2 separate regions of the Homo sapiens genome follow, and region 1 is linked to region 2. The links are chromatin loops, found by intact Hi-C in ENCODE. Cell type or tissue: Caco-2. All regions are shown on one strand. Each heading gives the region's core, and the rest is flanking DNA. Links, peaks and the distances in the headings are about the cores only. Region 1 holds the start of METTL17 (methyltransferase like 17). Region 2 holds the start of RNASE7 (ribonuclease A family member 7).

Region 1 (10,928 bases), core at 8,305-10,804, 51 kb before region 2:
CACAGCAAGACCCTGTCTCAAAAAAAAAAAAAAGGAACAATCAAAAAATCTGTTTGGAGGTGTGCTTTGAACACAATTCAAAGAAGAATGGTCAAGGATCAGGGAGAGTATTATCTGAGTCATTTCTCAGGATGCTACGATAAAAATCTAATGCATCTGGCCGGGTGCGGTGGCTCACGCCTATAATCCCAGCACTTTGTGAGGCCGAGGTCAGGAGATAGAGACCATCCTGGCTAACATGGTGATACCCCATCTCTACTAAAAAAAACAAAAAAATTAGCTAGGCATGGTAGCGGGCACCTGTAGTCCCAGCTACTCAGGAGGCTGAGGCAGGAGACTGGCGTGAACCCGGGAGGCAGAGCTTGCAGTGAGCCAAGATCGCGCCACTGCACTCCAGCCTGGGTGACAGAGCAAGACTCCAACTCAAAACAACAACAACAAAAAAAAAAAAATCTGATGCGTCATAAACAGAAATGTCTCCGGGAGCCAGGTAGGTGTTGTCACTGACTGAACGGACAGGAGAGAGGAGTGGAGTCAGTGGAGACCCCTGAGCTTTTGTCTTAAAAGCAGCAGTGGCTGCTACTTAAGAAGACATGACTGGCCAGGTGTCACTGCTCACACCTGTAATCCCAGCACTTTGGGAGGCCAAGGTGGGCAGACTGCTTGAGCCCAGGGGTTTGAGACCAGCCTGTGCAACATGGCAAAACCCCATATCTACAAAAAAATTACTAGTTGGGTGCCACCACACTACATGCCTGTAGTCCCAGCTACTAGGGAGGCTGAGCTGGGAAGATCACTTGAGCCTGGGAGGTGGAGGTTGCAGTAAGCTGAGATTGCACCACTACACTCTAGCCTGGGCAGCAGAGTGGAACTCTGTCTCAAAAGAAAAAAAAAAGAAGAAGAAGAAGACACGACTTAAGAAGTGACTGCTATTCAGCTTTAGTTGATCATCACATTGAGCTAATGGTGGCCCAGTATGGCCACATTTTTAGCTATTTTAAGGCAAGTCAGGAATCCAAATTTTTTGGTTTTTTGGTTTTTTGGTTTTTTTCTTTGAGATAGAGTCTCGCTCTGTCCCCCAGGCTGGAGTGCAGTGGCACAATCTCGGCTCACTGCAAGCTCCGCCTCCCAGGTTCACGCCATTCTCCTGCCTCAGCGACGAGTAGTTGGGACTACGTGCGCCCACTACCACACCCGGCTAATTTTTTGTATTTTTAGTAGAGATGGGGTTTCACCTGTTAGCTAGGATGTTCTCAATCTCCTGACCTTGTGATCTGCCCGCCTCGGCCTCCCAAAGTGCTGGGATTACAGGCATGAGCCACCACAGCCGGCCAGGAATCCAAATTCTTTATGTGAAAATCTCCATTTGGAAAGGTTGCCACCATATCCAAAAATTATTTTAAAAATAAATAAATAAAAGCAAACAAACAAAAAACACTGCATAGGCCAATCAGAATAGGTCTTGAGCCAGATATATCTGCTGTGACTGTAATATGTGAGTTTAGCCTCATGTTATAAACACTTGAGTACAGCTCGTTCTACCCATTGAGACTATATGCATCACAGAGGGACTACACTACACCTCAGTCCTGTTTACATCCTCATCACCTATAAAACTGCATCCCACACAACATATATTTTCAAACTTGCAGCCAGGCATGGTGGCTCATGCCTGTAATCCCAGCACTTTGAGAGACTAAAGCAGGAGGATCACTCAAGGCCAGGAGTTTGAGACACACCTGGCAACAAAGCAAGACCCCATTTTTCCAAAAAAATTAAAAAATTATCCTGGCATGGAGGCATGTTCCTATAGTCCCAGCTACTTGGGAGGCTGAGGCAGGAGGATCACTTGTGCCCAGGAGGTTGAGGCTGCAGTGAACTATGCTTGTGCCACTGTACTCCAGCCCGGGCAACAGGCTGATACCCTGTCTCTAATAAATAAATGAACGAATGAATAAACTAATTAATTAATTAATTAAAACTTGCTTAATAATTTAAGGAATTAAGGAATTCCACAGAATGAGATGGCTAAGTCCTATTAGCTCTACCTTCAGTCCTGTTCAGGTCAATATTTGTGTCCATATTCATATAAGGGCATTAACAACAACATTGCATTTTCAGATGACAAGAATGTAAAAATATAGTGAAAAATATGTGAATTAATTTTGTTGGAAGATTACATACAGTTCAAGGGTCTAATTCCAATGTTTCTCACCTAGAACTTGACCCAGTGATTTAACACCTCTAACCACTCACGCCTTCCCTACCTTCAATACACTTCCCCATCTCTGTACATTTTCCCATGCCAATCTTTTTGCATGCACTGTCCTTCCCTTCCTGAATGCCCCAGCAAACCCTTGCTCACCCTCATGACCCTGCTCAGGTGGAGCCTCCTTGTAGAAACCTTCCTAGACCCAATGGGCAAAGTAACTTCCTCCATCTCTGTGCTCCCAAAAAGCAATGTTCATATAAGTGTTATTGCTTCTATCACATATTTAGTTTCTCTGCTTCTCCATAAGCTACTTAAGGACCAAGACTACGTTTCATGTATCTTAATATATCCTGTGACTAACACAGTTTCAGGAATAGAGTGCGCAGTACATAAATGCCTCATTTATAAAGATTAAATTCCCATTTTACATAGTGAAATACAAGCCTAGGAATGTAAATGACAGCTGTGTAGAAAGAAGCACAAATGTGAATGAATGCAAGATTTTGGAAATCTAAGTTGGAGTTGTTTATACATTAGATATTCATTCTTTTTTTTTTAATCAAGAACAAACTTTGTTGAACTTTGTACCCTATTAACAGAAGTTAAAAAAAAAAAAAAAAAGAACAGACTCTGTTTTACTAAACCCTCAGCTGTTGTCCCTCCTTCCCAGCTGGGGCTGTGACTGGAGCCCTTTTCCACAGCCTTGCTGCATCTTCTCCTTAGCACCTGTTCCACCTGCCAGGAAGTAGCTAGTTTCCATGTCTCTGTGCTCCAGTTTATGGGCTCCTCCCAGGTCTGACCATCAGCAGCCTCCTCCTCATCTTCCTTTATACATAAGTCCTCAGGAAAAGGTATGCTGGCCTCTGGTTCTGAAGCCACCATACCCTTATCTGGCTTGCTATCTTGTAGCAGCTTCACGGTTCGTAGCTGCATGTTCAGAAGCTCTTACGGCTCCAGCCAGAGTAGTCACACACTCAAAAAGGGGGTCCAGCGGGGCCACCAGATTGTCCAGGTGCTGCTCTGCCTGGATCAGCTGTTGCTCCAACTGCAATGGGTGCTTCTTGCCTGACTCCTCTTGGAGAACTGCAGCTTCATCTTTCCCCTGTTGTGGAAGAAAAAAGGGGCAATACTGCAGCAAAATTGTTCTGCTCCATCACCTCAGTCTCCAAAGCCAGTAAAGAGAGGAGTGTCATTTAAGGTAGAGAATGCTATTGGGATTTTACCTCAGAGAATCACAATTACTTCTAGTCTAGTTCCTCACCCAGCACATGAAGCAACATGTCATCGTGTCCCACACATGGTCATTCGGTCTGCTGAAACACCTCCAGGAATGAGCAGCTCTCTCGCGTTTGATTGAGCTCTGGTTGTTAGACAGTTCATATACAAAGCCAGAATTTGTCCTTCATGTATCTTCTTTCCATAGCCCTGATTAGAGCCTTCCAAAATAATGGCTCTTCAACGTGATAGTTCCTCAGGAATTTGAAGACAATGGGCATACCCTTGCTCCCTTTCCTGAGTTTTTTCTGGTTTAATATCTTTGATCTTTTCAGTCAGGGCTCATTTTGCATAGTTTTCTCTGGTTGCTTTACTGAACATATAGCGCTCTTAAGGCAGTTCTGGGAGACAAAAATTCTCCAGGAATGTTCTGGTCAGTAGATAAAGCACAACACCTTGTTCCTACCATTGATTTGGGAAGTAGGTTGTTGGTTGTCACATCACACCATAAACTTATTAGTCAACGGGTAGGCCTAAGTCTCTCTCATAAGTGCTGCTGCTAAGAAATATCTTCTTCCAGACTGTACTCACGCCGAAGGATAGAATTTACTAAACTATCCTTGTTAAATTTCATTATTAAATCCAGTCACTCATCCTAGCCTGTCATGTCTACCTGGGATCATTATTAGCTATCTCTTCTAGTTTCATACATCAAAATTGGTTCAATCGGTTTTATTTTCTAATGCAAATAAACAATAGGGTCAGGGCTGAAGATACTGTCCTAGAAAGTTTACTTTCCAAAATGTACCATCAACTCATATTTAAGGGCCTCTCTCCCTAGGAGAACATGAGACCACTTGATGTCTTGAACTCTAGAAACACTATGGTTGCAGCAATCAACCCCTTGTGCCACAGTTGGCCCCACTTTAGTAGTATGAACACTAGCTGAGTGTCCAGCTCCACCAGTTGCTGCTCTGGGTGACCTCAAGCAAGTGGCTACTCTTTATCAGATTGTAGGAAAATTAAATGTGATGGTCATTATTCATTTACAGTTTACCACGTGCCTTCCACATTCAGCCTTACCTCGCTGAATCCTTAAAATTACTCTATAATGTTGGAGGCCAATCAACTATTATCTTCATTTTACAGACAGCGGAAACTGTATCTTGCTCTCAGTACTATGGTGCCCCCATGAGAGATGCAGACTCAGGGCACCCAGACCCCCAGCCATCTCTGCATCTGCAACACTTATACAACACAAAAGCCACAATGGCTGAAGTGTACAGCATTCCCAAAAGCAGCACCCTGGCCCTGGCCCCCTCATGCTGGTCCTTGAACAGCAGTTGCCCGCATTCTGTGGCCCCAGGGCCTACATGGGCCGGGTTCCCTGTGGAAGGAGGGCAAAGTAGATATTCATTCTTTTACAGATTTTACATAAAGATCTGTGTTTTTTTTTTTTTAGGTTTATGTTAGTTGACATGGAATGGAGGCATTAATCAGGTCAAGACTAAAATCTAGAGAAGATAAATCCAATGCATATGGAGCAGTGGAATCACTTCAGGAGGAACTGAACAGACTGCTTTAATTCACTGCAGAATTTTGAACAGCAAGAAATCCAAAGACTCAAGTTTCCAGCATAGAGGTGTGATGAGATGGAGAATGTTTGTATGAAGAGAGAAACAGGGGTGTTGCTAAAAACAAAAAAGAAGCTGGGTTCCTCCTTGGAATGGCCCTCCCTTGCTCTACTTGTTTTGGGTTTTAGGCTCCCCTTTATACAACATGGCTCTTTGGAGTGCTGGAGTAGGATTAAAAAGAAGAAAGAGGCCAGGCATGGTGGCTCACACCTGTAATCCTAGCACTTTAAGAGGCCGAGGCAGGTGGATCGCCTGAGGTCAGGAGTTTGAGACCAGCCTGGCCAACATAGAAAAATCCCATCTCTACTAAAAATACAAAAAAAAAATTAGCTGGGTATAGTGGCGCACGCCTGTAAACCCAGCTATTCAGGAGGCTGAGGCAGGAGAATCGCTTGAACCCAGAAGGCAGAGGTTGCAGTGAGCCGAGATCATGCCATTGCACTACAGCCTGGGCAACAAGAGTGAAACTCTGTCTTAAAAAAAAAAGAAGAAGAAGAGGAAGAGGAAGAAGAAAGAGGAGGAGGAGGAGGAGGGAGAGGAAGCTGAACTGGCTTGTAGAAGATTTCATAGATGTCTGATGCCCACAGTACTATCAGAGCTTGAACAAAAACAGCTCCACCAAATTCAAAGTAGAAATTTGGAACAAGATTTGAACAAGAAAAAAAATACCACTTCCCATAACACAGTCTCCTCCTCTCCTAGCTTTAGCCCTTAACACAGAGTGTGGCACATCTAACATGGTCAGTAAAGAATTCCACCAACTCAAGAACGAAAAATAAACTCCCTATCATGGATAAATGTCTTTCCCCATTATATATCTTTCTTTCCTCTTTATCTTCTCTTTCTTCATCCCTTTCTTCTCACATTTTTTCTTCATTTTCTGTATAATAGCAAGTCTCCTAGGCCAGGTGGCTGTGCTGGCCATTCCCAGTAGTTCTCAAAAACACAAACAGATCCTTCTGGAAAGTTCTGTCTTGAATTGGTCCCTGTTGCAGGACAGTACATTAGAAATGGTATTTCTAGAAGGCTTGGAGAAGTAGATGATAAGCCAGAGTTTCCTTCTTGGGATTCCTCTCCCGAGTCTGAACTGGAAACCATTGACCTAGTTGTTAAACAATGGAGGCCCCCAACCCAGAACATTTTAATGGGATAACTTTTAGATTTTCTTGAGAAACATGAACTGAGAATAGAAAGACTTCTACATTCTCTCACTGCCCTGGCCATTCCGGTCCCTATTTCAGGGTCTCAGTCCCTCAGGAGAGATATACGAGACCCCCAATGGGTGTCCAATCCTTGGATTTTCCTCTAAGACTTTATCCATGTGTTAAGAGTCCACAATGCACCTCCAAAGAAGCTCCTGTGTGACCACCATTCATCTTCTGAGGATATCAGCGATCCTTTCATGCCATCCCATGCCAAGACTAACACTGCTCTGTGGTGATCCCCCATCCTATATCTGTAGGAAGCCATGCTGGGTCTGCCCGAGCCAGAGTTTTCAAAATCTATAATCCCTCCAGAACCTCCTTGCTTTCCTCAACATAGATTTTTGCCAAAGGAGATCAGATCCAATTGGAAGATCCCTCCCCCGCAGCAGAATACTTTGTAATTGGATTAGTCTCAACAGCAACAGTAGTTCTGGCCTTGAATATGAGTTAATCAGCCAAGTCACAACACAAGAAAGCTGACTGCACCAGAAAACCCTGTACAATCCGTGAATTTCTTCATGGTTGAGACTCAGATGAATCATCATGTTGATCTGACTCATGCTTCTCCCTGCCTTAGGCCAAGAGACTGAGGCTTCACCTGGGATCTGCCTCTTTCCCACTCAAGAGTCAAATGAGCCCCCAAGGAGTAAGAAAAAAATGTGATTGATTCTGATTTGCACCCCAGTCTTTTTTTAATTTATCATAAAGAATCAAATATTTACATTAGAAGATATCTTGTGCTGTGAAAAAAAAGGAATAAAAGAAGGGAGGAAGAAAAGAAGTGGGAGGGTGGGAGAGAAAGGAAACAATAGAATAAGGCAGGCGCGGTGGCTTACGCCTGTAATCCCAACACTTTGGGAGGCCAAGGCCAGAGGATCGCTTGAGCTCAGGAGGTCAAGACCAGCCTGGGCAACGTGGAAAGACCCCATCTCTCGAAAAAAATAAAAAATTAGCCAGGCACAGTAGCATACACCTGTCGTCCCAGCTATTCAGGAGGCTGACGTAGGAGAATCGCTTGAACCTAGGATGTGTGGCTGCAGTGAGCCATGTTCTCACCACTGCACTCCAACCTGGGTGACAGAATGTCACCTGTCTTAAAAAGAAAACAATAGGCTAGAAAAAAAAGAAAAGAAAGCAGTAAGTGACATAAGACCAAGAGGAAAAAGGGAAACTTGAGCATCATCTGTCCTCCCAGTGGCCTACGGAGGGAAAAGAGTAGACACTTAGCTTCACAGTCCACCGCAAATCAGGCAGGGTCACTTCTGCAAACACTGGTAACCTACTAAAACCCAAGCACAGAATAAGACAGACACTGAGATTCAGAGATAAAGTCAAGATGGCTCCTACTGTTGCAGGGGAACTAGAATGACTCAGAATCCCAGACAGGTCATGTTTGAAGAGGCCATTCATTCACTCCCATTGAGGTGAAAGTTGCATCCCTTTCTCCCTTCTCTCCTTCTCTTATCCTGGAGCGCAAACATTGTGTGGAGTGCAAACATTGTGTGGAGCCCCTACATAGGCGCGGTGGCTTATGCGTTGGAGTTGAACTACTATGAAGGTACTTGAGATCTGGTGATTCCCTTGGATAAATTTCCTACAAGGAATCATTTCACAAAGTTTTATGGACAGAAAATGCCCATAATTTGGATGGTGGCTTTTGGAGCCGTGACATGATCTCAGCTATATGAATAGAATTATAAGGACAAGATGCTGAGGGATTTACTCAAGAGCTCTGACTAGCTGACAGTAGAATCTTGGCAGATCTTCCAACACACACATCTAGTATGGCCCAATCTTCAGAATTATCTGTGCATTTGGGCAAGAATAGGCCCCATCGCCAGCACCCTGGCATTTGGGCAAGACTCGCACAAAAAATGAGGGATGGCTTCAGGAGTAAGAACCTTTGAGACGGCCTGGGTTGTGGACTTAATAGTCTGGAGAGATATCAACAGGTATCAATTTAATTTAATGGTTCCATTCCTCAGATATCTCTAGGGCAGAGTCCTCAGCCCAGGGCACACACAGAATCACGACTCTGAACGTGAGCATTCTCACTGGAGGGGTAGAGGTCACTGTGGTGACCCTTTTGAGCACCCAGGAAAGATTCCCAGGTAAAAGGAGGACTGAGGAAAAGCTGGAAAAGAGGCAAGTGTCAGCCTAGGATGTGTCAGTGGGCCATGCATTCATCTACAGGAAGGGCGGTTCCGCCTGGAAGAGGCAGAGCGGCCCTTCTCCCCCTGTCCACCCATGTCTCCTCACCCCACCTCACCCCGAGATGAGGAGCCCTGAGAGAGCTGGCAGGCTGCAGTCGGTGAGGTCTGCAGATTTGGGGAAGAAGTCGAATAAGGTAGAGAACCACAGAAGGAAAGTCCAATTAGGGCGCTGGGGCCTGAGATCATCAGGCCCTAGCCTGATGACTCAGGAGTCTAGCCCTCCAGATGAACTGGCTGGTTCCACACACAGGTCAAGTGGATGTGCTGGGAGAACATCCTAAACCTGTAACGGAAATTAGGGGGCCAGGAGCCCACAGAAATCACACACTGGGTGAGCTCAAGTGTTCGGAGACTGAGGTAGCAGTTGTCCACTGTCAGGTCCCGAAAGTAGATATCGCCTTGCATATGCCATTTATCCTTCTGATGCTCTAGTGAATGAAGGTGTTGATGAGCTTGCAGACTCTGGAGACCATTCCCCTATGCTATATTATCACGTCACAATAGTGGCTGGACCCACCTGAGATTCTGCACCTCAGGTAATCAGACGGCTACTGTCTAAGTCCTGGGCCTGGGGGAAACACTCTGACGTAGCAGCAGACACAGGAGGGTCCCCGTCAGAACCATGTTTTCTGTGAAGTGGGGATCAGTCCTTTTCCCTGAAGTACCTAGCACATAGGTGTTCTCAGTAAGTGTTATGTTAGCTTACTAAGAAGACTGGTCTCATTTGAAGAGAAATTAACAAATGTAAAAAAATAAATAAACCTATTAACTAGGTTTAATATTTATCAAACTATTAACTATTCAATAATCATTTAACTATTAATTTCTGTTTTCTTCAGTCGCTTAAATCTGATTTTTCTCTTCTTTCCGTTACTGCAGTCTCCCTTTTTCACACAGGGAAACAACCCAAGACTCAGAGTTCTCCGCGGAGGAATGCAAAGAACACAGGAAGTCAGTACTCCCAGAAACAGTCTTTGCTGGCGCGCTCACACCCAACCCCATCCCGCCCCCGTCCCGTCCCGCCCCGCCCCACCCCACCCTCTTGATTTCTGGGGCCGGTGACCAGGCCCAACGCAGCCTTCAAGTCGGCCCAAACACGGTTTCTGCCTCAAGGATTATTTATATAACCATTGCTTATTGGCTGCTGGCAAACACTCGCTCTTCTCGTTGGCTGAAACTGTCGGGAGAAGTTCTGCGAAGGCTGCTCCTTGCGGCGTTGGGACTGAGGGTCACAGGCACCTGTATTTCCGTTTCCGGTTCGCCTCCGGAGCCATGGCGGCGGCACTGAAGTGTCTACTGACATTAGGAAGATGGTGCCCCGGCCTTGGAGTGGCTCCCCAGGCCCGGGTGAGTGCCTACATTCCCTGCTGTCGGAGAGACTCTGGATCTGCAGAGACATCTCCGCGCAGAGGAGGAGCGCTCCTGGCAGCCCCCGCCCTAGCGATTGCCAGCAACTTTCCTTTCTGCCAGGAAATCAACCTACCTTTCTCTGCCTGCAGGCGCTCGCCGCCTTAGTACCCGGAGTGACCCAGGTAGATAACAAGTCCGGTTTCCTGCAGAAGAGGCCTCATCGCCAGCACCCTGGCATCCTAAAGCTGCCGCACGTGCGGCTGCCACAGGCACTGGCTAACGGTGCCCAGTTATTGCTACTTGGTGAGTAACGGCGGGAAAGCGAGAAGAAACGGGACTGGACCTACATGCAAGTGATTCCGCTTTTCGTCTTTGGCCCATAGGGAGCGCTGGGCCCACTATGGAGAATCAGGTGCAAACACTGACCAGTTATCTCTGGAGCAGACATTTGCCTGTAGAGCCAGAGGAGTTGCAAAGACGGGCTAGGCATCTTGAGAAAAAATTCCTGGAAAACCCAGGTAGGACTTAAGAATAATTAAAAAGTGGGCGAGATTGAAATATCGGTTAGAAATGAAGAGTAAGAAATAATTCTACAATCTCTCAGATACTGAAGTCTCTTATTTGACTTTCTAACCAGAGCAGCAGTTGTTACAATGATGCCTTACTAAAAGAAGGTAGATTATTTTAGAGATTGCTTAGGTAAAGGTCAGAATGTCCCAGTATACTGTTTTTTGTTTGTTTGTTTGTTTTGTTGTTTTGTTTTTGCTTTGAGACAGAGTCTTGCTCTGTCACCCAGGCTGAAGTGTAATGCTCGATCTCGGCTCACTGCAACCTCCGCCTCCCGGGTTTAAGTGATTTTCCTGCCTCAGCCTCTTCAGTAGCTGGGATTACAGGCGTGCACCACCACACCCGGCTACTTGTATTTTTAGTAGAGACGGGGTTTCATCATGGTGGCCAGGCTAGTCTCGAACTTCTGACCTCAGGTGATCCGCCCACCTTGGCCTCCCAAAGTGCTAGGATTACAGGCATGAACCACCGCGCCTGGCTACCAATATACTGTTAAAATCTAGATATTTATTTTTTTCTGCAAGTCCACTGG
Region 2 (10,715 bases), core at 875-3,374:
TAATACATACACATGAAGAAATAACCAGTGATTCAAGGCAGAAAATTATACATTCTGAAGACAGTAAATGCTGTAGGAATTTAGAGGTGAGAAAGATGTCTCTGAATTGGGAGGGTCAGAGAAAGTTTTCCTGAAGGGTCACCCTGGCTTGGAAATGGATCTCATGGTGAAGTTAGAAGTTCAGTGGAGATAAAGAGGATTATGAAAGACATGCTTGAAAAATGGGGGGAAACCGGTCTGGCTGGGGTTGAGGCACTCAGTGGGAGAAAAATCAGAGATAAAGTTAGAAAGACAGGTTTGCCCGATTGTGACAGACCCTGATTACCAGGCTAAGGAAATGATACTTTGCTCTGTAGATAAATGGGGAGCTGGGAGGGCTTGTGAGACAAGGCCCCAGTGAACCCCCAAATCAGTTTCCTCTTTCCTCCATCCTGGCTTGTCTAAACGCATTGGTCTGGGAGCCAAGGATTCCAAATTTCTGTCAGTGCTGCCTCCTCCTGACCCACAGCTGTTCCAGGAAAGGTCATGGGAATTCAAGGACCTGAAGAAAGTCCCACATCTGACCTCAACTTGCTGTATGTTTCACTTTCTCAGTCTACAAAAATGAGCCCATTACCTTTATTTATCAAAGGACCAACAAAATTAGGATAACAGAACTTGGATCTGCTTTTGCTTGGAAGGGAACTCTCACGGGCTTTCCATTGGTATCCAGAGGCTGTGTGGAACTCCGGAAGGCAGAGAGGCTTGGCTCTGAAGGGTAGGCACCAATCCAGGCCCGGCCCTCCTCTCTCCCTTCCCCCTTCACTCCCTCCCAGCACAGGCGAGAGGAAGCAGCAGCTGTTGTCCTGTGGGGAAGACAGGCAGAGGTCCACCTGGCACTGTTGGGATTTTCACAACACCCGCCCCAACTTAAACACACACACAACAGCCTAAGGAGAAGCTGGGCCAACAGAAGTGACTTCGACGATAGAATGAGAAGGAAGCAGGGGTAGAGATTGCTGGTGTAAGGGACTTTTTCTTCCCTTCTGTCTTCTCTCCCACTGTTTTGTCTTCTGCTCTTGCTCTCTCTCTCAGAGTCTTTCTTCTCCTCCTGTGAAACTCCTGAACCAGTCCCTGGCCTGATGCCTGAATCTTTTTGTTCTTCCTAAACTTGTCCCCCTTCCTCCATCTTTTTCTGTTGCCCCATGAATGCAGTGAAGCCAAAATAGCAAAATCAGCCTACCAAGTACAAGGTGAAGCAGATCTTGGAAGCTGGATAATTTGGGCACACAAACAAAATCACCTCCCTTATCCAAATAATTGAGGCAAAACAAAGATTTCAGTTGAATTGCACGTATGGTAGGTACGACTCAATTTCGATTTTCATGTGCAAACTTAAAACCTTACTCTCTTTTCCCTTTGGACTGAAGCAGCAGGGCCATGTTTATTTCACTTTCACACAGTCCTAAGGCAGCCTTCTACGCAGCCCAGCATACTCGAGTTGAAGAGCAAACTAGGATAATTATAATATCAGGAAAACACAAGTGTAGAGGGAAATTTAAATCATGGCTTGAAAACATCCCACTCTAGGATAATGAGAAGTAGAAAGGAGACCAAGCTAGGCATTCAAATGAGCTTGCAGCCTTCCATCCAGCCTCCACTCCAAAGGCTAGACTGGCCTGTGCTGATACACATTTGATACACAGCCTGGTTTAAACCGTGGATTTTATCTCCTAACATTCATGTTTCTACGGCAGCAGGGGCATAATTCTCTATCCAGAACTTCTATCCAGAAGTTCAGCCTGCAAAGTTTGGGATACCTTAACAAAGAAGTGAACAGCTGCTCCCCCAACCAAGGCCTCGCTGAGGACAAACCAGAAGAGCCAGAGGCCTGTGTGAACTTGTTCTTGATTCTCTTTTGCCATCTAGTGGCATTTCTCATCTCCAGCACCACTTTTGCTTCTAAAGATCCTTCATCCTGACCCCCAACCCACAGCTGTGCTGTCCAGCTACTAAAATAATGTCCTCCTGGCCTCAAAACAAACTCCCCATCCTCCTGACTTAGAATCATAAATTCTGGACCAGAACACAAACTTTATGATCAGGATGGGTTGTGCGACTTCTCCACAGTTATAATCCACACAACAGCCAGGTAATCCTTTAAGCTGACACGTTCTTTATTCATCTACTTAGAACCCTTCCAGGGTTCCCTACTGTGCTTGGAGTAAAAGCCACAGGCCTTCAAATGGTCCGTAAGTCTTCCCAATGACCTGGTCTCTGGTCCCTCTCTGAACTCTCAGTTACCTGCTCCAGCCACACTGGACACACTGCTGTTCCTCCAACACCTCAGGCATCTGTCTGCTCTGGGGCTTTTGCAGTGCTAGTCTCTTCACTTGGAACATTCTTCCTCCGGATAATCACAAGTTCACTCTTATCTTCAAGTCTCTGCCCCAGAGTCAGCGATTTCAACGATGTTACGTAAAATTACTGACCACCAACCCCTATACTGTTCTACTTTTTTCCCTAGCCATTATCACTTTGAGCAAAGTATACGTATTTTTTTTTACTGTCTTTCTCCAATGGAATGTAAGCTCTACAAAGGCAGGGACTTTTGTCTTTGTTTTTTGTTGTTGTTTGTTTGTTTGTTTGTTTGTTTTTTGAGACAGGGTCTCACTCTGTGACCCAGGCTGGAGTGCAGTGGTGCAATCATGATTTTCACTGCAGATTTTATCTCTCAAGCTCAAGCAATCCTCCCTCCTCAGCCTCTGGAGTAGCTGGGACCACAGGCATGCACCACCATGCCTGGCTAATTTTTCAAATTTTTTATAGAGACAGGGTTTCGCCACATTGCCCAGGCTGGTCTTGAATTCGTGGCCTTAGGCAATCCTCCTGCCATGGCCTCCCAAAGTGCTAGGATTACAGGTGTGGGCCACCGTACCTGGCCATTTTTGCCTTTTTTGTTCAGTGATATATCCCAAGTATCTTGACACTTAGTAGATGCTCGATAAATGTTTGTTGACCACATGAATGAAGCATGCCCAAGATTCTGAGATTGCCTACTACTTACAGGTAAATTCTGAAAACAAAAATATTCCTCATCTCAGTTTTACAGGCCTTCTCACCCACAGAGGGTGATGCTTCTCTGCCTTGGTGTCTCGGTTCTCCTGAGTGTCATATTCCAAGCTCACAAGAGCTTGGAGTAGCACTGACCCAGATGCTCCACACAGCTGTAACCACCACAAGGAACAGGACATACAAGGTGAAGGAAGCACTAAGGCAGGATGTCGAGAGCAGCAACAGCATTTTAAACACAAACATTTGGGCAGTATTAAATTTTTGCAATTTTCAATAAAAAAGGGAGGGAACAAGTGAAATTGAGAGGTGTTGGCTGCCTTCTCCAGCTAAAGCCATGTGGCCTTGGTTGGTACCTGGAACTGGAGAGGCCTGTGAATCATTGTGGAATGGCTTCGCTATTGGGGATGGTGCCAGGCCTCGTGACAGTGATGATTCATTCACCCACTTCCCTCGTGTCTGTTCCATCTCCTCCGAAAGATAACCAGTATCTCCAGATGACAAGGAACCAGACAAAGCATCTTTCTAGGCTGTCCTATCTGTGCCTCAGGTCAGAGAAGAAGCAACCCTTAACACCACAGTGATTGACTCTTCCCAGGATCAAGGGCCAGAAGTGTATATGAGAGGATATGAATGACAACTCTTCCTGAAATTGATTTCAGTTGACACCTGGGTCAGGTGCTCTATTAAAGAGTCATTAAAATCATGTGGCCAGGGAACAAATACAGTCTTCGAATGTGACGATTCAAGCTTCCTCATTGCTGAACATGTTTAGGCAGGTACAGGCATCCTTAGGTGTCCACGTATTTGGGACATGTAAGTGGAGAGGCATGAACCTGATTCATTTCCTGATCCAGTGATGCTCCCAGCCCACCCCCAAACAGACACAGCGTAGCCCGGGCCAGCTCTTAAGGAGTTCAGGAGTGAGAAGAGGCCCTCAGAGATCTGACAGCCTAGGAGTGCGTGGACACCACCTCAGCCCACTGAGCAGGAGTCACAGCACGAAGACCAAGCGCAAAGGTGAGGCTGTGGCAGGATCTGGGGAGGAGTGAGGACAGAGAAGGAGGGATGGGTTCTGATCCTGAGAGTACACTCAGGTGAGCGATAAAATGGATAAAGGAGGGACTGGATTTAGGGGAGATGAGGACACGCATTGGGGAAAGGGGAGAGTGATGTTGGGGATGGAGGCAAAAAATGAAAAAGAATGGGAACACAGACGAGATGGGAATCGGGAGAGGATGAGACACAGACACAGGAACATGGAGACACAAAAGGGATGAGACTTAAGGGAAAGGGGAGAGGACAAAGAGTGACAGGCAACAGGGACAGAATGAAGGGAACAGAAATACAAGATGAGAGATGGGGCCACAGGGTTGTTGTTGGGGCTGCAGTGGATGTGGACACACAGAAGAAGAGGCAGAGATGAGACACAAAGTGAGGAAAGGAGACAACCGAGTAGGGAGATGGGTGACTAGCTCATATGAGCAGGTATAAGAGGACTAATTTCTCAACTGAACACCTCTGTCCCAGCGACCCCTGCCCTCCATCCTGACTGCTCCTCCTAAGAGAGATGGCACCGGCCAGAGCAGGATTCTGCCCCCTTCTGCTGCTTCTGCTGCTGGGGCTGTGGGTGGCAGAGATCCCAGTCAGTGCCAAGCCCAAGGGCATGACCTCATCACAGTGGTTTAAAATTCAGCACATGCAGCCCAGCCCTCAAGCATGCAACTCAGCCATGAAAAACATTAACAAGCACACAAAACGGTGCAAAGACCTCAACACCTTCCTGCACGAGCCTTTCTCCAGTGTGGCCGCCACCTGCCAGACCCCCAAAATAGCCTGCAAGAATGGCGATAAAAACTGCCACCAGAGCCACGGGGCCGTGTCCCTGACCATGTGTAAGCTCACCTCAGGGAAGCATCCGAACTGCAGGTACAAAGAGAAGCGACAGAACAAGTCTTACGTAGTGGCCTGTAAGCCTCCCCAGAAAAAGGACTCTCAGCAATTCCACCTGGTTCCTGTACACTTGGACAGAGTCCTTTAGGTTTCCAGACTGGCTTGCTCTTTGGCTGACCTTCAATTCCCTCTCCAGGACTCCGCACCACTCCCCTACACCCAGAGCATTCTCTTCCCCTCATCTCTTGGGGCTGTTCCTGGTTCAGCCTCTGCTGGGAGGCTGAAGCTGACACTCTGGTGAGCTGAGCTCTAGAGGGATGGCTTTTCATCTTTTTGTTGCTGTTTTCCCAGATGCTTATCCCCAAGAAACAGCAAGCTCAGGTCTGTGGGTTCCCTGGTCTATGCCATTGCACATGTCTCCCCTGCCCCCTGGCATTAGGGCAGCATGACAAGGAGAGGAAATAAATGGAAAGGGGGCATATGGGATTTGTGGACACAGCTGTTTCTGTTCCTGAACTAGAAGTCTTCCCCAGCTCTGACGTGGCAGTGAGGTGACCTGAAGGAAAGAAAAATATAAATAAATACCACTTCATATTTGTATAGAATCCTCTAATCCCTTGTGACATAGACTTGACAGGGATTGTATGCCTTCTTTATGGATGAGGAAATTAAGGTTTTAGAAAGCTTAATGAATTAAAGAGCTTGTCTAATTAGTTAGTAGCAGAACCTGGACTTGAACCTAGGTCTCCTTGCTCTAAATACAGTGTACCTTCTACTCTACCAGTTGCGCAAGAAAGAAGTCACTGTTACAGAGGCAAGCGGTGAACTAGGTAAGAGTTCACTCATGAAGAAACGAGTGCTCTGAAGAGCCAGTTACCCTGTGTTGGCTGCAATAAAGGTCATTACCTCTCTAGCCAAGAGATTGTTTATGAGGTGCTCTGGCATTTTATTCCTTCTCTCTCTTCCTCTCTAACTGCCCCTCCCGTTTCTCTAGACCACTGCTCTTCCAACCTAGGCCCTGGACCTGGCTCTGGCCAGATCCCCTTGGCCTGAAGACATAAGGTAAAGGGAGTGTCTGAGCTTCATCCCCCAGATCCAGGATCACATTTCCTTTGACCTTAAGGGACTTCCGTGGCCCTGAGCCTGCTTGTCACAAACAGGCTGGTGGGAGCTGCCAGAGCTTCCTTCCTCCTGATAATGATCTCCCCTGCCTCATTGCTACCCTGGCTCTCCACTCTGGCAGTCTGCCCAGGCCTGAGGGGTTGAGATGCGAAAATGCCATTTCCCTGTCCCCCTGGGCTACAGATACCATTTCTCTCGTTCTGGGGACTGGAGCTGGAGAAGGTATGGCTTGGTATTGGCCAGTCCTGATGGTCTCTCCAACATTGCTTGACCAGCACCATCCCCTTCTTTCTTCCTTTATCTCAGTCCCAAACAAGCTGCATTGTGTCCCATGCCTGTTCTATTTCAAACCCAAATTCATTATAAGACATTCCCAACCCTGCTGAGGATTCCACTCTACCTATCCCTCCCCATCAACTCCTGTGCTTTTTTACTACTGACCAGAGTCAGAGTAAGCTTTGGAGCCAGACAGAATCAGGTGTAAATCCTGACTCCCGTCTACATGACCTCGAACAATTGGCTTGTCTGTTTCTCTACAGCAAAATGTGAGGAATCCTACCTGCCAAATAGGATTCCAGGTAAAGATGTGGAAATGCTATCTATGAAACGCTTGTCAGCCCCAAGTACTGACAGGTGTTAGATCATAACTAGTAGTAGCAATATCCATCTTTGGAAAACACGCAGACCAAGGCAAATACCCCCACTAAGGTCTCCCGAGAGACTTCCTTCTGCCAGAGTGATGATCATGAGTGGGTTAGAGGACAAGCCCGCAGGCAGAGTCCTGGGAGGGCAGCCAGGTTGTCTGAGATGATGAGGAGAGAAAGTAAGGAAAGGATGATTAAAGGAAAGGAGAGCAGATCATTAAACAGTTCTAACAGAATGAGGGCCAATAAGTGGATGAGTTGGTCACAACAGCCAAACGACTGAGTGTAAAAACAAATGTTACCTGAAAACAGAACATTGCCATCATCGAATGGACTTCTGGGATTCTTGAATAAATCTGAAGTTTATCCAAAATCTGAATTTGTTTTGAACTCTTGTGGTCAGTATACTACATTTACCATCCTAAAGAGATGATTTTCACTTGTGGTGCACAGAAAAGCAAGATACTTGGGGCAGCCGATTTTTCTCTTCATTTTATTCTTTTTTCACAACTCTATCTTCTTTATTGATGATCTTTCTTATGGATAATATGGTTTTAGAGACATTCTCCTCACAAAATTTAAAGTGGCTAAAATTATGCCTTCAATGCATCCTCCCAAAATAAGAAGAATTTCCAACTAAAACTTTTTCTTGAAACTTGACCTAATATAGCATTAAAAGTTGACCTAAATAGCATTAAATAACTAGAAAGTTCTGAAGTAACCTGTGGTGATACAGGTCAGAATAGTTGTAGCCTTGGGGAAGTATAACTGTGAAGGGGCATGGGGGAGCCTTCTGAGGACCTGGAAATATTCTATTCTTGGTCTGGATATGTTTCCTATGTGAAAGCTCATTGAACTGTATACTTAAGATTTGTTTCAAAAGGCAGCAGGTGGTCATAAAAATAAATAAGAAAAAAAGATTTGTGTATTTTATGTAAGTTATATCTCATTTTCAAAAAAGTCTTTCAAATATGTATACTTCTTAAGGGATTATTTTATTTACATAATAAATCATAATACACCAATCAATTCTAAAAAGAGTAATTAAATCATAGATAGAATTATGATATAATCTAATTTCTATTGTTCTGTTCTGTACTATTTGTTAAATTAAATACTACTTGTGGTGTTTATTAAATTGTTGTAAATACATTGGGCTCAGCCAGGCACAGTGGCTCTCACTTGTAATCCCAGCACTTTGGGAGGCCTAACCAGAGCAGCTTACTTGAGCCCAGGAGTTTGAGACCAGTCTGGGCAACATAGTGAAACCCCATATCTACAAAAAATACAATTAGCTGGGTATGATGACACATGCCTGTAGTCCCTGCTACTCCAGAGGCTGAGGTGGCGGATCTCTTGAGCCCAGAAGGTTGAGGCTGCAGTGAGCCATGATCTGCACTCCAGCCTGGGCACCACTGCACTCCAGCCTGAGTAACAGAATGAGAGCCTGTCTCAAAACAAATACATACATACATACATACATACATACATACATACATACATACATACATACCTTGGTCTCAGAAAGTACAGTTGGCTTTTGAACAACATGGAGGTTAAGGGTGCCTAGTGTACAGTCGAAAATCCAAGTATAACCTTTGACTCCCCCAAAACTTAACTACTAATAGCCTATTGATCACCTGAAGCCTTACCAATAACATAAACGTTCAGTTAACATATATTTTGTATGCTATATGTATTATGTACCATATTCCTACAATAAAGTAAGCTAGAGAAAAAAAAGGTGTCATTAAGAAAATCATAAGGAAGAAAAAAATATTTACTATTCGTTTAGTGGAAGTGGCTCATCATAAAAGTCTTCATCCTCATTGTCTTCACGTTAAGGAGGCTGAGGAGGAGAAGGAAGAGGAGGGGTTGGTCTTGCTGTCTCAGGGATGGCAGAAGCAGATGAAAATTTGAATGTAAGTGGACTTGCACAGTTCAAATCATTGTTGATCAAGGGACATAAGGTTCTCCCTAAAGTTATCTAGCTAACACACTCTCTTCTATTATTTATATTATCGGTCAACTAATTTCCTATTTTTTAACCATGTGGAAATTTTAAATAATTGTTTCATATATAAGCTTTCACAACAATTAATAATAGCATCTTTCTTAAAAATAATAAATAATAATAAATACCCATTTATACTTCCACTGGCTGGTAGAATTTCAATATAATAATTTTTTTTTAAGCTCACAAGGAAAATTTCACTCCAGGTTACATCTAGAGTACTCACCAATATTTGGAAGTAACTATTCAGATATTAACAATAAATCCAAATGGCCTGGCCTATTCTTATTAGTGGTGCCCTACCTGAATAGATTTGTCACTCAATCCTTCGTGTGACCTTGATCACAGCCAAGTTAAAGGATGCCAGGAATAGTGATGAAATAGGAATTTGACTATTCAGCCTTCCAAAAGCCAAAGCTGAGATACAAGAAGATAATAATTTGGGCCAAATACCAAGGCTGGCTGAACTGTGATGCATTCCTACTTGAAAGCTGAAGAATGGGAAAAGGAGAATGCTTAATTATGAGATATTTATGTTTCTAGGGCTGGGAGCTTGGAGAGAGGAGGATGGTGTCCAGGGGAGCTTTGCCCAGTCTTGTGCAGATGGACTTAAATTGTTTCAACATGGAGTAAAGGAGCGGAAATGGAGTTCAGTAAAGAAAGTAAACCAAGAACTGGAGCTAGATGAGCTGGCTCTCCTAGAAGGGAGACTATCTGAGGTAGACTGGGGAGGAGACTTTTCTACATGACTCTGGTTCCCAGAAGTCTCCACACACTGAAGTAAATGAGCCCTAGACACCATGAAGAGGGCCAACAGAATCACTGTGAAGAGAAGGATCCTCAGCTCCAGGGATTTCCTCTGCCTACACCCTGCCCTTAAGATCAGGACCCTTTGGCCCTCTTCATAGTGTCTGGGGCTCTGGGGGATAACCCTTGAGCTATGGCACCAAAAAACATACCAGTAGCAACAACATCCAGGGGGCCTTCTCTTCTCCTTGGGAGAGCTTCAACTCATTTCATCACATTTCTTCCATGCACCTGCACAACTGGGCTTCCAAAAGTGCTTCAAAGACTTCAGAGCTTCATTCTAATGTCCTCCCCCTACCCCCACCCCACCATGAATGGGCAAAAAGAAGAGCAGTTATAGCTCTTATCAGGATGCTTACCTGTGCAAGACTCCAAAACCAGTAAGCTTGGGAACATCCACGGAGCCACAGGGACATGAGAAAGCCCACATTGCTAATGAGATCTTGTAAGAAGTCCACAGTTCATAAGAGGAAAGGTAAATAAAAATGTGTGCTCGTGATGAAAATACACACTGTGATAGAACGCCTCTTAGCTTAGGGAGGTGGGAGTTTCCCCATCTATATAAGCTGATCTCAAACTCCTGAGCTCAGGTGATCTACTCTCCTCAGCCTCCCAAAACTGCTGAGATTACAGGTGTGAGCCAATGCGCCTGGCAATAATGTTACCAACAGATGGTTTTTGGGCTTGAATACCTTCAGGGACATGGATCTTCACTACCACTTCACAAGAGTATAATGTGGATTAAAAGTAACAATACATATAAAGCACTTAGTACAGTGACTAGCATGTAGGGAAAGTTTGAATGGTGTTAGCATTTCTATTTATCATTGTGGTGTCAAATGTTGAGTGGTCAAACCTGTGATGAATGGAGCAGGCCTGACTTCCGTGACAGAAGAACAAAGGATTTAAACAAGGGAGGCCAAACTCCTCCTCATCCGCCTCTTGCCAAAAAGCTCCTAGCCAAGAGTAGATAAGGGAAGGTTCAAGGTCAGACAAAAAGGACAATATGTATTAGTTTCTGTAGATAAGGTTATTTGGGAGGAATGGATGGGTACTTTGAGTTGAAGGAGAAGTAAAAGGGGGCTTTGGAGAATTTCTGTTAAGATTACTTAAGGGAAGTTTTTCTCCTCTGCAACCTCTGTGAATTTATGAATCCAAAGATATGAAAATAAGTTGGAGGACTT

Evidence for each region. A loop is a pair of places that touch in the nucleus more often than their neighbours do. Peaks named below come from ENCODE experiments on the same cell type or tissue, not always from the same donor. Only the 100,000 strongest peaks of a DNase experiment are listed, where the experiment ranks them.
Region 1: it touches region 2 in a loop (8-fold over the local background); 8 of 110 quality-filtered maps call a loop at or near these places.

Annotation. Positions count from the first base shown.
Region 1 is chr14:20,980,252-20,991,179 of GRCh38, forward strand. METTL17 (methyltransferase like 17) reads left to right here and starts at 9,729. Exons shown (of 14, transcript NM_022734.3): 1 at 9,729-9,826; 2 at 9,979-10,132; 3 at 10,213-10,347. The coding sequence starts at 9,752. It also overlaps the pseudogene LOC100130571. RefSeq lists a silencer at 9,376-9,505 and an enhancer at 10,256-10,305. In Caco-2, for the core only: no CTCF peak of the experiment used is centred there; DNase peaks (open chromatin) are centred at 9,650 and 10,100; H3K4me3 peaks cover 1,828 bases.
Region 2 is chr14:21,038,372-21,049,086 of GRCh38, forward strand. It overlaps RNASE7 (ribonuclease A family member 7), which reads left to right and starts at 3,991. Exons shown (of 2, transcript NM_032572.4): 1 at 3,991-4,071; 2 at 4,582-5,862. The coding sequence starts at 4,622. The coding sequence ends at 5,092. It overlaps LOC105370398 (a long non-coding RNA gene), which reads right to left and starts at 10,324. Exons shown (of 4, transcript XR_943588.3): 1 at 9,891-10,324; 2 at 9,684-9,775; 3 at 8,495-8,559; 4 at 8,026-8,137. It also overlaps a transcript of NDRG2 not described here. RefSeq lists a silencer at 767-931. In Caco-2, for the core only: a CTCF peak has its summit at 1,905 (motif pointing left); a DNase peak (open chromatin) is centred at 1,870.